3 separate regions of the Homo sapiens genome follow, and all the other regions are linked to region 3. A link is a contact called in ENCODE Hi-C or POLR2A ChIA-PET data. All regions are on one chromosome and are shown on one strand. Each heading gives the region's core, a stretch centred on a gene start or an enhancer-like site at or near the end of the contact. The rest is flanking DNA. Distances are from core to core; before and after follow the strand shown.

Evidence for each region. Hi-C counts contacts between places; a loop is a spot of excess contacts on that map. ChIA-PET counts read pairs that join two places held with the same protein, here RNA polymerase II (POLR2A). Pooled maps may share reads with other maps.
Region 1: POLR2A ChIA-PET joins it to region 3 with 21 read pairs in PC-9. The contact joins two enhancer-like sites. POLR2A ChIA-PET finds 5 or more read pairs at or near these places in 3 of 52 experiments (PC-9, T-cell and activated T-cell).
Region 2: a map of B cell shows a loop between it and region 3 (18-fold over the local background). The contact joins two enhancer-like sites. A Hi-C loop is called at or near these places in 9 of 168 maps with a recorded cell type or tissue (B cell, CD4-positive, alpha-beta T cell, Caco-2 and 6 more), 13 of 37 single-sample maps with no recorded cell type and 16 of 50 pooled maps. POLR2A ChIA-PET finds 5 or more read pairs at or near these places in 3 of 52 experiments (H1, Panc1 and activated CD8-positive, alpha-beta memory T cell).

Annotation. Positions count from the first base shown.
Region 1 is chr6:10,594,097-10,598,418 of GRCh38, reverse strand. All of the region lies in intron 3 of GCNT2 (glucosaminyl (N-acetyl) transferase 2 (I blood group)), which reads right to left. Among named protein-coding and RNA genes, the nearest start is that of GCNT2, 75 kb to the right of the region's middle. RefSeq lists an enhancer at 1,500-2,487. Within about 2 kb of position 2,163, at least 3 of the 41 ENCODE cell types and tissues checked have a DNase peak (open chromatin) inside an H3K27ac peak, as active enhancers do; they include PC-9, where a contact is called at or near this core.
Region 2 is chr6:10,507,795-10,512,624 of GRCh38, reverse strand. LOC101928146 (a long non-coding RNA gene) reads left to right here. Exons shown (of 3, transcript XR_001743961.2): 2 at 1,985-2,282; 3 at 3,322-3,965. Among named protein-coding and RNA genes, the nearest start is that of GCNT2, 11 kb to the left of the region's middle. Within about 2 kb of position 1,909, at least 9 of the 41 ENCODE cell types and tissues checked have a DNase peak (open chromatin) inside an H3K27ac peak, as active enhancers do.
Region 3 is chr6:10,757,571-10,762,083 of GRCh38, reverse strand. It overlaps a transcript of TMEM14B not described here. Among named protein-coding and RNA genes, the nearest start is that of TMEM14B, 12 kb to the right of the region's middle. Within about 2 kb of position 1,928, at least 12 of the 41 ENCODE cell types and tissues checked have a DNase peak (open chromatin) inside an H3K27ac peak, as active enhancers do; they include PC-9, where a contact is called at or near this core.

The DNA.
Region 1 (4,322 bases), core at 914-3,413, 160 kb after region 3:
ATAAATAGGAATGTCATGACATTAATATACCGTGGAGAGGGAGAAGGGGGAGAGATGGAGGTGATAACTGAATTAACAATGGCTGAGAGGGGAGATATACCCCCATAGTCTGTAACTCTCACAACAATCTCATGAAATTGGTATTGTCCTCAATTTACAGATAAGTCACCGGAAGCCCATGTTAAGATACGTTAATTGCTCAAGATCTGACAGCAGGGAAACAAAACCTAAGTCTGCCTGCCTCAAATACTTCTGCTTTTTTCACTGCATGCTCCAGAGTTAAAGCAAAATAATACAGGAATCTCTTCGGAGATGACCTAGCCCAATTTCCTCATTTTACACATGAGGAAACTGAGGCCCAGAGAGGTTAAGTGACATGCCCAAGGCCAAACAGTTATCTACAGACAAAGGTTAAAATTTAGAACAGAATTGTATAGTGTGGGTATCTAAGTCACTAGCCTCTCTTACACAGTACTCGAAAGCACTTTTTTAAAAAAAGAAAATTAAACATTCACGCATGGCTCATAATCCTTACTTTCCATTTGCTTAGTATTCTACTGTTTTTAACTGTGCAGTGTGAAGTGTTTAAAAAGTCAAAGTTCATGAGCTACTGTTCCAATCCTTAGTGTCTTCTGGGGTCATCAACACTCACATCCTGGCCAGGCGTGGTGGCTCACGCCTATAATCCCAGCACTCTGGGAGGACAAGGTGAGAGGATTGCTTGAGCCCAGGAGTTCAAGACCAGCCTGGGCAACAGAGTGAGACCCCATCTCTAACAAAAAAAGCAAAACAACAACAACAACAAAAACCCTCATAGCCTTGGAGACACCCAGAGATTCTTCTAGCCCTTTTACAAATATCTTTGAAAAGAAATGTTAGCAAGTCGTAGTCACTGCTATAAGACTGTCTCCAGACCAATTCCAGATATATTTTATGGGGTGGAAGTTGAATTAAGACAATTCCTGGCCGGGCGTGGTGGCTAGTACCTATAATCCCAGCACTCTGGGGGGCTGAGGCAAGCAGATTGCTTGAGCTCGGGAGTTTGACACCAGCCTGGGCAACATGGCAAAACCGTCTCTACTAAAAATACAAAAAATTCGCCTGGCATGGTAGGGCACACCTGTAGTCCCAGCTACTCGGAAGGCTGAGGCACGAGAATTGCTTGAGCCCAGGAGGCAGAGGTTGCAGTGAGCCGAGATCATGCCACTGCACTCCAGCCTGGGTGATAGAGTAAGATCGTGTCTCAAAAAAAAAAAAAAAAAAAAGGCAATTCCTACTTTCTAATAAATTCTCAAACACCTTAAAAACTTTCTTTAATGTCCTAAAACCAAAATTAACTGAGGCTCAGTTTGGTTAAATAACTTGTTCAGTGACTGACAAGCTGTTAAGTAGTGAGGCCTAGGATTCAAAAGATCTGTCCTATTCCAAAGTTTGTATTCTTTCATCCACATCACGCTGCAAGATCAAAGACCTCATGCAAAGTAACGAGGCTTAATAACTTAATAACTGAGGCATCTCAAATTAAATTACAGATGTGAAAAATTAACAACAATGAATCTCATAGAGAAGCCTCTGTGAGAATACGCAGTAATGGAAAATACATTCAGATTTGGCTGAAGGCAAAATATCATCGTGTCAATTCTATATTCAAACATACTTTGGACTCATTGTCTTTTTTTTTTTTAATAGAGGAAACAGAATATTCAGTCTGGAGAAGAGATGAAAACAAGGGAACTTTAATGGTTAGAGGGATACACAGGAAACAGTGTACCCCACTAACCATACAGTGGGATACCAGTGTACCCCACTAACCAATCTTCTACTCTTAGTACCATACTCCTTCCCATTTTTCCTCCAGAAAAACGGAGGCCAAGAGAATGGAAATCTTTTTTTTTTTTGAGATGGAGTCTCACTCTCTTGCCCAGCCTGGAGTGCAGTGGCGCAATCTCAGCTCACTGCAACCTCCGCCTCCTGGGTTCAAGTGATTCTCCTGCCTCAGCCTCCTGAGTGGCTGGGATTACAGGCATGCACCACCACGCCTGGCTACTTTTTGTATTTTAGTAGAGACGGGGTTTCACCACGTTGGCCAGGCTGGTCTTGAATGCCTGACCTAGTGATCCACCCGCCTAGGCCTCCCAAAGTGCTAGGATTACAGGTGTGAGTCACTGCACCCAGCTGAATGGAAATCTTAACAAACCGCATTCTGCCTCCTACTTTGAATGCCTAAAGAGCTTGTGCTTGTAGATTCAGCTTTGTTGCTGAAAAACAAAGAAAAAGAAAACTCAGTCCGGTTCATGTAGTATAGCCTAAAAGGTGAAGTTGGATAAAAATATTTTTACTTTTCAGTGAACTGTTATTATGGGATGAGGAGAAAGCCTTAGTCTGGAATATCAGAATTTTGCATTTTCTTTGAAAAGAGGAAGCTACTTATTTATGAGAATTATAGTGTCAACTCAAAGATTTGTCATACATTTTCGGTTTTTTTGCTTTGAGTTTGCATAACAAGTTGATGATTGTCGAAACTGGCTGATGGGCATGTGAGGATTACAGTACTGTTCTCTGCACTGTTGTGTGTGTTTATAAGTTTTTCTATTAGAGTTTAAAAATTACTCCTCTGCAAAGAGGATGGGCAAAATTTGTTTTAACACTGAGGAAGCCAAACACTCAAAATGGGAAGATGTGGCCAAGCCAGTCAAAACCTACATAGAATAATTGTGAAAAGGCTCTCATTTTTTTTCAGATCTTGGCTATGTTGATTTCCTTTCCCAAGAAATTATATTATGACATCTTAAGTCCTTTCTGGAACATGGTACGGCTTAAGAAAAGAAAGCAACCCAACCAACCGGCCGGGCAGAGTGGCACGCCTGTAATCCCAGCACTTTGGGAGGCCGAGATGGGCAGATCACGAGGTCAGGAGATCGAGACCATCCTGGCCAACACGATGAAACCCCATCTCTACTAAAAATACAAAAAATTAGCTGGGTGTGGTGGCGGGCACCTATAGTCCCAGCTACTTGGGAGGCTGAGGCAGGAGAATGGCGTGAACCCAGGAGGTAGAGCTTGCAGTGAGCCAAGATCGCGCCACTGCACTCCAGCCTGGGGACAGAGCAAGACTCCGTCTCAAAAAATTAAAAAAAAAGAAAGAAAATAAAGCAACACAATTCCTGCTCCTTTCCTGTGATATGACTGATTTCAAAAATAGATAGCATTGACATCCTTCATGTTTTTAAGGAAACACTCTTCTAATGGATAATACACATTTCATAGTGTTATGTAAGGGGTAAGTGAAGCTTTTTGGTGGTCATAAAAAGTACATCAATAACACTAATGGAAATCAAAATGATCAAGAACAGATATCCCAGTCTGGGCAACATAGTAAAACCCCGACTCGACAAGAAATTAAAAATTAGCAGGGCATGGTGAGGCAGGCTTATAGTTCTAGCTACTGGGGAGGCTGAGGTGGGAGAATTGCTTGAGCCTGGGAAGTCGAGGCTACAGTGAGCCGTGATCACACCACTGCACTCCAGCCTGGGGAACAGAGCAGGGACCTTATCTCAAAAAAAAAAGGAACTGGTATCCACCTGAACATGTCAATTTACTTTACACATTTCCTCCTATCCATCTTTGGGTACATCTACATCTAGTTTTATATGGTTGGTGAGCCATGGCATAGACATCCTTCTATAGTGAGATTTAAATTGCTTTTATTCAACACCTTGAGGATCTCATTAGTGTAGGAACACAAGACCACATGTAGGTTTTTCTTAATAAATGTTCACATTAATAAGTGGATAAACACCTAACCTGTCATTTTACCCCATTTTTAAAATTTAATTCTCAAAACAGCCTTACTAAGTAGCCATCATTATTGTGACTACAAAATGAAGAGTTTTAGGTCAGAGTACACAAGGTCATCAAACTAACGGAGATAAAGCTAAAATTCAATATTGCATTTGTCTCACTCCAGAGCCCATAATATATCCTTAATATGAGTACATCCCAAATATCAGTTATTTGCATACCACTTTCATGAAGTCTGCCATATGCAATCAACACCATAAAGCTTTTCCTTATATCAACTAGTTTTTATTTTTACTGGTGGTTGGAAATGAACAGAATCGGCATTTGCTGCAAATCTATACATGTGCCAGTCTCTGTAAAAGATGGTCCGTGTCAGCAGTTCTCAAAGTGTGGCCCCCAGATGAGAAGCTGCAGGATAACCCAGGAAACTGTTAGAAATGCAAATTCTGGGGACTGCTCCAGACCTGCTGAATCAGAAACTTCGGGGTAGGGCCCAGAAATCTGTGCTTTAACAGGACCTG
Region 2 (4,830 bases), core at 660-3,159, 250 kb after region 3:
CCATCTCTACCAAAAATACAAAATTAGCTGGGCATGATGGCACATGCCTGTAATCCCAGCTACTAGGGAGGCTGAGGCAGGAGAATCGCTTGAACTCGGGAGGTGGAAGTTGCAGTGAGCCAAGATCACACCATTGCACTCCAGCCTGGGCAACAAGAGTGAAACTCCGTCTCAAAAAAAATAAAATAAAATAAAAAAATAAAAATCGTTTTTTTGTAGAGACGGGGTATCACTATGTTGCCCAGGCTGGTCTTGAACCCCTGGGCTCAAGGGACCCTCCTTCCTTGACCCCCCAAAGGGATTATAGGCATGAGCCACTGTGCCTAGCCTCAAGCTTATCTCTTCTCACTGCATAGGCCATCTACCTGGAATATTCTCTCCCCCTGCCTTGTCTTGAGTTCCTACTCATCTTTCAGGTCCCTATGTGACACTGCTTCCCTGGTGACCCTTCCTTGCTCTTCCAAGTCTGGGTTAGAAGCCCTTCACCTGCCCTAATAAAACCTTGTACTCCTACAATTGCTTGTTTGTTTGCTCTACCACTAGTCCATGGAGGACTATTTATTTTTAAAACAAAAAGTTAATATTTTATTTTTAAATGTATGATTTACAGGTGGTAATTATACGTATTTATGGGATGCAGCATGATGTTCCAATACATGTATACATTGTGTAATGATCAAATCATGGTAATTAGCATATCCATCACCTTAGACATTTATTGTTTGTTATCAGAACATTCAAAAACTGCTCTTCCAGGTATTTTGAAATATACAATGCATTATTATTAACTGTAATCCTCCTCCTATGCAGTAGAACTCCAGAGCTTATTCTTCCTCTCTATCTATAGCTTGGCACCTGTTGATCCATCTCTCATCACCCCCCTGCTCCTTTCCCTTCCCATTCTCTGGTAACCACTGTTCTATTCTCTACTTCTATGTGGATTCCACATGAGTGAGATCATGCAATATTTGTCTCTCTGTGCCTGGCTTATTTCACTCAACATAATGTCCCATGGAGAACTATTTCGGTCTGCTGGTCACTGCACTTTCAACACCTTGCTTATGGTAGGCACTCACCGAATTAAGTTTAGCCACCCTTCTTTCCTCTATACCAGAGATCAGCAAAACCACAGCTGGGGGGGTCCAGTCTGGCTCGCTGCATGTTTTTAGACAATCTCTCAGCTAGAATGGTTTTATATTTTAAAATGGTTGGGAGAAAATCCAAAGAAGAAAAATGTTTTGTGACACATGAAAATTATATGAAATTCAAATTTCGGTGTCCATAAATACAATTTTATTGGAACACAGCCGTCCTCATTTGTTTACACAGGGCCTATGGCTGCTTTCACGTTACAATGGCAGGGCTAAGTTGTTGCCACATCTGACCACCGAAGCTTAAAATGTTTTCCATCTGGCCTTTACCAGAGAAGGTTTGCTGACCCTCTCCTCTGTATCTACGGATGTCCCTTGTATACCACTGTGCTTGCACTACATCAAGACAGCGATTGTGGACTTGATACCATTTTACAACTTTTTGCTTTATTTTCAAGATTTCCTCGTGAATGCCAGAATGACACGATATTTGGTAGCAAAGCATGAGCTTCAAAGAGAGGTTTGCGTGGGTCTAGATCCTGGCTTTGCTAGTTCCTAGTTGTGTGACGTTGGGCAAATCACTTTTCCTATCTGTCTTAATTTCTTTGTCAGTAAAATAAAGATAATACCAGTAGGGCTGTTTTGTGAGTTGATGTGTTAATAAGTAGAATGCACTCTGAGCAGTATTCACGCATAGTGAACACTCTGAAATGCTAGCTATTCTCACTGCACACGATCGCTTCTAGGGGCTACCTGTACCGCCAGTGAACTGGAAACTCACCCCACTGCACTTTGCCTGACACCGAGTGGCCCAAGCTTTGGCGAGAGGCAGTGCTGCCACACAGTGGCTCTATATGGGGTGGCTTGGCACACTCTTCCTTTTTTTTTTTTAGGTGATTGCAAATCTATGGATGAGACCAAGGGAGAATTTTCACGCCATCATAGCATTTTATTCCTCACCTGACTGGGAGCAGCTCGAAGGGAAGGACATGTCTCCAAAGACATGAGGAGTATTCAACGTGGCATTCGAGGCGCAAGGAAAAACCTGCCTATCCCAAGATCTCAGCCCCATCAGCCAGCCAAGGGATCCACAATGACCCTTATGAAGTTTCATAAGGAAGCTAATTGCTTAAATGAGATTTGAGTCAAGAAGGATGACCTAGCAATAACCTCTATATATCTCATTATGCCGTAAGTAACCAATAGAGGTTCTAGAAAATGCCATCCAATAGAGGTTCTGGAAAAATGGGACAAGAGACAGGTTAGATTAGATGGAAGAAAAGGCCTTCCATCTAAGCAAGGCCTGGCATGTGGAATGCTAGTGGGGGCCCTCTGGACTGTGCTGGCAGGGCAGGTAAAGCAGCCAGGAGAGAATGTGAAAGTGGAAAGATGCCCCGGGGTGACGTGCCATCACTTAGATTTTATTTATTTATTTAGAGACGAAGTCTCCCTCTGTCACCCAGGCTGGAGTGCAGTGGCGCGATCTTGGCTCACTGCAACTTCTGCCTCCCAGGCTCAAGCGATTTTCTTGCCTCAGCCTCCCAAGTAGCTGGGACTACAGGTGTGTGCCACCATGCATAGCTAATTTTTGCACTTTTAGTAGAGACAGGGTTTCACCATGTTGGCCAGGCTGGTCTCGAACTTCTGACCTCAGGAGATCTGCCCAACTCAGCCTCCCAAAATGATGGGATTACAGGCGTGAGCCACTGCACCCAACCAGGTTATTTTCAGAATTAGAGATGAATCTTAAAAATCAAAATTTCCCCAGTGTCCCAGACACATTCAAAGCAAAATTACATAGAGGTTCGGCATCCCTAGTCTGAAAATCTGAGATCTGAAATGCTCCAAAATCCAAAACTTTTTGAGAGTTAATGTGGCACCATCAGTGGAAAATTCCACACCTGACTTCATGTGATGGGTCTCAGTCGAACAGCAGCCAAAACTTTGCTTCTTGGACACAATTATTTAAAATAGTGTATAAAATTATCTCCAGGCTATGTGCATAAGGTGTATATGAAATATAAATGAATTTCATGTTCAGACTTGGGTCCCATCCCCAAGACATCTCATTATGTATATGCAAATTTTCCAACCTAGAAAAAACTTGAAATTCAGAACACTTCTGGTCCCAAGCGTTTTGGATATGGGATACTCAACCTGTAGTTTCATTTTAATTATTTTGATGTAACTTAACTGAGCATCAAATTTTAAATTTTTTTTTTTTAATTAGAAAACTTAAATGGCTACATAAGAGGACAGTCCAGTGACAGACATGGAAAGAGGCTTAGAGGTCATCTCATTCATCACACCATTTTACAGAGGAAAGCAAAATGCCATCCAGAGAAGGAAAGTCACAAAGCCATCTAACCCCAGACCTGGGAGTAGCAGCTGATCACAGCGGGTCGGACACAAGAAGCTGCTTCCAAAAATCTTTCCTTCCATTTGTCCTACAGAGAAGACATCAGAAAACAAAATTTTATAAGCATGTCTCTAGCTCTAACTCACTATTCAACTAAAGGACAAATTAAATAGGGAATGAGATAACCTTAACTTCATGAGATTTGTTCTTATATGCAGTTTTCTACCCTGAGAAACCAATCTATGCTAAAGATAATATTTGTGCTTTTCAATGAGGCTGGTAAAATATTTGCACTTTGAAGCTCAGAGCGATAACATTTATTCATTCGGGTGAAACTTATCAGGATTAGGTAAATATAATCGAAGCAAAACAAAAATGATTTGGGAAACTTTGTGACCAAAACCAACAGGCGTATTCAGTACTCCTTTGAAGGTCACCTAATTCTAATAACATTTATATTTATAAATGTCCTCTAAGTCTTTTATCTTCTGCAAATAAATTATTTCTCACAATTACAGGTTAGTCCAATACATCAGCCTATTTTCAGAGTCCAGAGTTCTAACCATTACACGATGGAACCAGCCTATTTTCAAGCACATACTCAGTGTCTCCAGGATGAGGACACATTGTGGGGCTTTTCACAACTTCTCTCTCCCATCACCTGCCCCTCTCCTTCCATATTTAATATATTGTTGCATTTCTGTCAAATTAGCTGGAAGAGTAGTGTTTAATCAGGTGTACACACTGCCACAGTAACCTGGAAACTTCAAATTCTACCCCTAATCACTAATGTTGAAGACTTGCTAAAACAGGTTTTTTTGTTTGTTTGTTTTGCTTTTTGAGACGGAGTCTAGCTCTGTTGCCCAGGCTGGAGTGCTGTGGTGCAATTATCAGCTCACTGCAACCTCTGCCTCCTGGGTTCAAACAATTCTCCTGCCTCAGCCTCCCGAGTAGTTGGGATTACAGACATGTGCCACGATGCCCAGCTAATTGCTTGTATTTTTAGTAGAGATGGGGTTTCATCATGTTGGCCAGGCTGGTCTCAAACTCCTGACCTCAAGTGATCCTCCTGCCTCGGCCTCCCAAAGCGCTGGGATTACAGGCATGAGCCACCGCGCCCACCTAAAGTTTTAAAAATTGTGTAAATAACACCTACCATAAAATTTACCATCTGAACCACCTTTGAGTGTGCAATATAGTGTTAACTATATTGCATATTGTTGTATGACAGATGTCTAGAACTTTCTCACCTTTGCAAAGTTGAAACTTCATACCCATCAAAGAACAACTCTCCATTTCCTCTCCCCCCAACTCCTGGCAACCACATTCTGCTTTTTGTTTTCATGAGTTTGATTACTTTAAATACCCCATGTTCGTGAA
Region 3 (4,513 bases), core at 679-3,178:
GTATCATAAGAATCATTTTACTCCCTCAAAATCCTGTCCTCTCCCTATTCATCCTTCCCTATCTTGCCCTGAACCTCTGGCCACCATTGACCTTGTTACTGTCTCCACAGTTTTTCTTTTTCCAGAATTACCTGGGGTCAGGAGTTCAAGACCAGCCTGGCCAACATGGTGAAACCCCATCTCCACTAATAATACAAAAACATTATGAGCCATGGTGGTGCATGTCTGTAATCCCAGCTACTTGGGAGGCTGAGACAGGAGAATCGCTTGAACCCGGGAGGTGGAGGTTGCAGTGAGCCAAGATTGTGCCATTGCACATCTAGCCAAAACAGATCTCAGAAAAAAAGTATGCACATGGTTTATTTGTGGAAAAAAAAAAAAAAAAAAAAAAAACGAGCATGGAAAATATGCTGAATTTGAGCATTTAATTTAGGAAGCTAGAAAAAGAATAACGTAAAAAAATGTTTTAAGTAGATTTCAGCCCAGTAGCAATAAGCATACCTAGCACTCAGATATTGGTGTCCAGATATTGGTGTGCAGTACCACTGTTCAATAAAAGGAACCAGAGCTACTTGGAGAAATGGCTGATTCTAGTACTAGGACAGGAAATATACAAGATGAGCCTAGAACGTCTTGTAGTGCCAGACAATAAGGAAGTTCTACAAACACACAAACCCTTTGGCTATGCCAGAGGGACACAGAGGTCAACTGAGTTTCCAATGGCCAAAGCTGCAACAATTTGAGCAAGAAAATTAAGTATTGCCCGGCGCGGTGGCTGATGCCTGTAATCCCAGCACTTTGGGAGGCCAAGGTGGGCAGATCATGAGGTCAGGAGATCGAGACCATCCTGGCTAACATGGTGAAACCCTGTCTGTACTAAAAATACAAAAAAATTAGCCGGGCATGGTGGCAGGCACCTGTAGTCCCAGCTCCTCAGGAGGCTGAGGCAGGAGAATGGCGTGAACCCATGAGGCGGAGCTTGCAGTGAGCCGAGACCATGCCACTGCACTCCAGCCTGGGTGACAGAGCAAGACTCCGTCTCAAAAAAAAAAAAAAAAAAATAAGTATTACAACCCAAAGAAAAAAGAAATATCCATGAGTCCATACTAAGATGAATGCATGAATGAATGCATGAATGATCAGGTGCGGCAGTGACTCACGCTTGTAATCCCAGCACTTTGAGAGGCCGAGGTGGGTGGATCACCTGAGGTCAGGAGGTTGAGACCAGCCTGGCCAACATGGTGAAACACCGTCTCTGCTAAAAATACAAAATTAGCCGGGTGTGGTGGCACACGCCTATAGTTCCAGCTACTCGGGAGGCTGAGACAGAAGAATCACTTGAACCCAGAAGGAGGAGGCTGCAGTGAACCTAGATCATGACACAGCACTCCAGCCTGGGTGAGAAGTCCCAACCTGAGGTCGGGAGTTCGAGACCAGCCTCACCAACATGGAGAAGCCCCGTCTCTACTAAAAATACAAAATTAGCTGGGTGTGGTGGCACATGCCTGTAATCCCAGCTACTCGGGAGGCTGAGGCAGGAGAATCACTTGAACCTGGCAGCCAGAGGTTGTGGTGAGCCAAGATCACGCCATTGCACTCCAGCCTGGGTGACTAAGCGAGACTCCATCTCAAAAAAAAAAAAAAAGAATAAAAATGTGAAGTGCTTTCCAAAGACACAAAATCTTGTAATGGCCCAATGGGTTCACTTTGCCCTTTGCCTAGACAGAGCTGAGTTATCAAGACAGGGAATTGCAATAGAGAAAGAGCACACGCAGAGCCAGCTGTGCAGGAGACTGGAGTTTTATTGGTACTCAAATCAGTCTCCCAGAGCATTCAAGGATTGAAGTGTTTAAGGGTTACTTGGTGTGCCAGGGGCAGCCAGGTGACTCAGGAGTGCTGACTGGTCCGGTGGGAGATTAAGTCATAGGGAGTGCAAGCTGTTGTCTTGCACTGAGTCAGTTCCTGGATGGGGGCCACAAGATCAGATGAGCCAGTTTATCAATTTGGGCGGTGCCAGGTGATCCATCAAGTGCAGGGTCTGTAAGAGAAAGTGCTCCTAACCGAAATTAGCCGGGAAGCCTCTCAGGTTTTAAGTAAAGAAAACCTGTCTTTGACTACAAAGCCACGTTTCATGTTTCTTTCTTCTTTCTTTAACTCTTACAGGCATGACTATGGTCAGTGAGCCAATTCTAGTCCATTGCCTGTTTTTGTGCAGAGAGCAAGCTAAGAATAGATTTGCATTTTGAAATGGTTGAAAAAAATCAAAATAAGACTATTTTGTGATATGTAGAAATCATATGAAATCCAGATTTCAGGGCCCATACATAGTTTTATTGGAACAGTCACACTCGTTTATTGATTGGCTGTGGCTGCTTTCATTCTACAAAGGCAGAGGTGAACAGCTGGGACACAGATGGCCTGAGAAGCCTAAAATATTCACTATCTGGCCCTTTACAGAACAAGTTTGCAGACTTCCAGCTTAATGTGTCAAAGATTTTTACAAAGTCCAATTACACAAAGCCACCACTAGTGGGAGGATAAATTGGTGCATCCTCTTCTGAAGGCAATCACAATTTTAAATGCTGAGATGCTCTGACTCAGCATTTAGGAATGTAACCTACAGATTCCTTTGCACATGTTCACGGGGATTTCCATGAGGATATTTCTTGGTACACCATCCTTTGTAATATCAAAGGCCTCAGGGGATCTGCCCACCTCAGCCTCCCAAAGTGTTGGGATTACAAGCATGAGCCACTGCTCCCGGCTATCAAAGGCATTAAACAAGACATATTTCTATCAGTAGGGGAATAGTAAACTAAATAGTAATCATCCGTACAACTTAAAAGCCATTAAAAAGAATTAGATCTTGGCCTGGTGCGGTGGCTCATGCCTGTAATTCCAGCACTTTGGGAGGCAAGACAGGTGGATCACCTGAGGTCAGTTCAAGACCAGCCTGGCCAACATGGTGAAACCCCATCTCTACTAAAAATACAAAAAATTAGCTGGGTGTGGTGGTGCACACCTGAAATCCCAGCTACTCAGGAGGGTAAGGCAGGAGAATCGCTTGAACCTGGGAGGTGGAGGTTGCAATGAGCTGAGATCGCACCATTGCACCCCAGCTTGGGCAACAAGAGCCATACTCCATCTCAAAAAAAAAAAAAAAAAAAAAAAAAAGAATTAGATCTCTAAGGAAAGGGTTGAACCCAGTTATGCTACATAGTTTCATGCCTTTGAGGCACTGTATATATTGCTCGCTCTGAGACATTTGCCCCGTCCTTACCTATGAATTTCTCAGACAACTCACAAAAGGAGTTCATGTCAACTGATTCATGCATCAACTGACAAGACTCAGCTTAACTGTTGGTTCCTTTGTGAAGCCTACCTTGACTCCCTCAACAGAAATGCCCACTCCCCTCCTTGTGCCCCCACAGTAATATGGATCTACCTCCATCATACACTTATTTCTATACTGCCTTTGTTTAGATGTCCACCTCCTCCACCAGACTCCAGAAGGGCAAGCACCATGGCTTGTTCTTTGCACTGCTAGGACCCAGCACAACCCTTAGGCAGTAAATACTCAGGGATCTTTGCAGAGAAGCAGGGATGAGGGCACTTGGCAAGGGCTATGAAGATCTCCTGCCTCTCATCTGTGGGCAGCCTTAGAATTTTCCAGGCTGATTGCTGGGGATCAAATAGTCACATGGGGATCTACTTGGCACCTAAACTAATTCCCACATTCAGGGAACCTTGTCATTCATGAGGAGCCAGGTCCTCCTCTAGGACTGAAGGTGGCAAAAATGTGTGCCCTTTGGAAACACTCCATGACACATGAAAAAATGGCCAACGTTGAGACTCAAAATCTTAGCTATGGAAGCCTGGGAGGATGATAGCTTTGGATGATCTGTGGCCTTCTGATGCCTCTACCACTGCAACACAAGAGCCCTTAATTGTCCAGAGTCCTATAAAAAAGGATGGAAAACTAGGACCACCATCCAGGGGCTTATGCAAATACATAAAGTGTCTGAATTATACTCTAAACTCAACCAGTATCAGTTAGGGTAAATCAGTAGCAAATATCTTTTTTTTTTTTTTTGAGACAGAGTCTCACCCTGTCGCCCAGGTTGGAGTGCAGTGGCGTGATCTCGGCTCGCTGCAACCACAGCCTCCTGGGTTCAAGCAATTCTCCTGCCTCAGCCTCCTGAATAGCTGGGATTACAGGCATGAGCCACCACACCCAGCTAATTTTTGAATTTTTAGTAGAGACAGGGTTTCACCATGTTGGCCAGGCTGGTCTCAAACTCCTGACCTCAGGTGATCCACCCATCTCGGCCTCCCAAAGTGTTGGCACTACAGGCGTGAGCCACCGCGCCCAGCTCCTTACCTTTTTAAAGAGGGAATGAAAACTAAAACAAAGGGCACCAGATTGAGTTAATTCTTCATGTTGAAACATGAATAAAGTGAACTAAAAACGTACCAGTATCCAGTAAATGTGTCCAATGTAGAGCCCAAACTA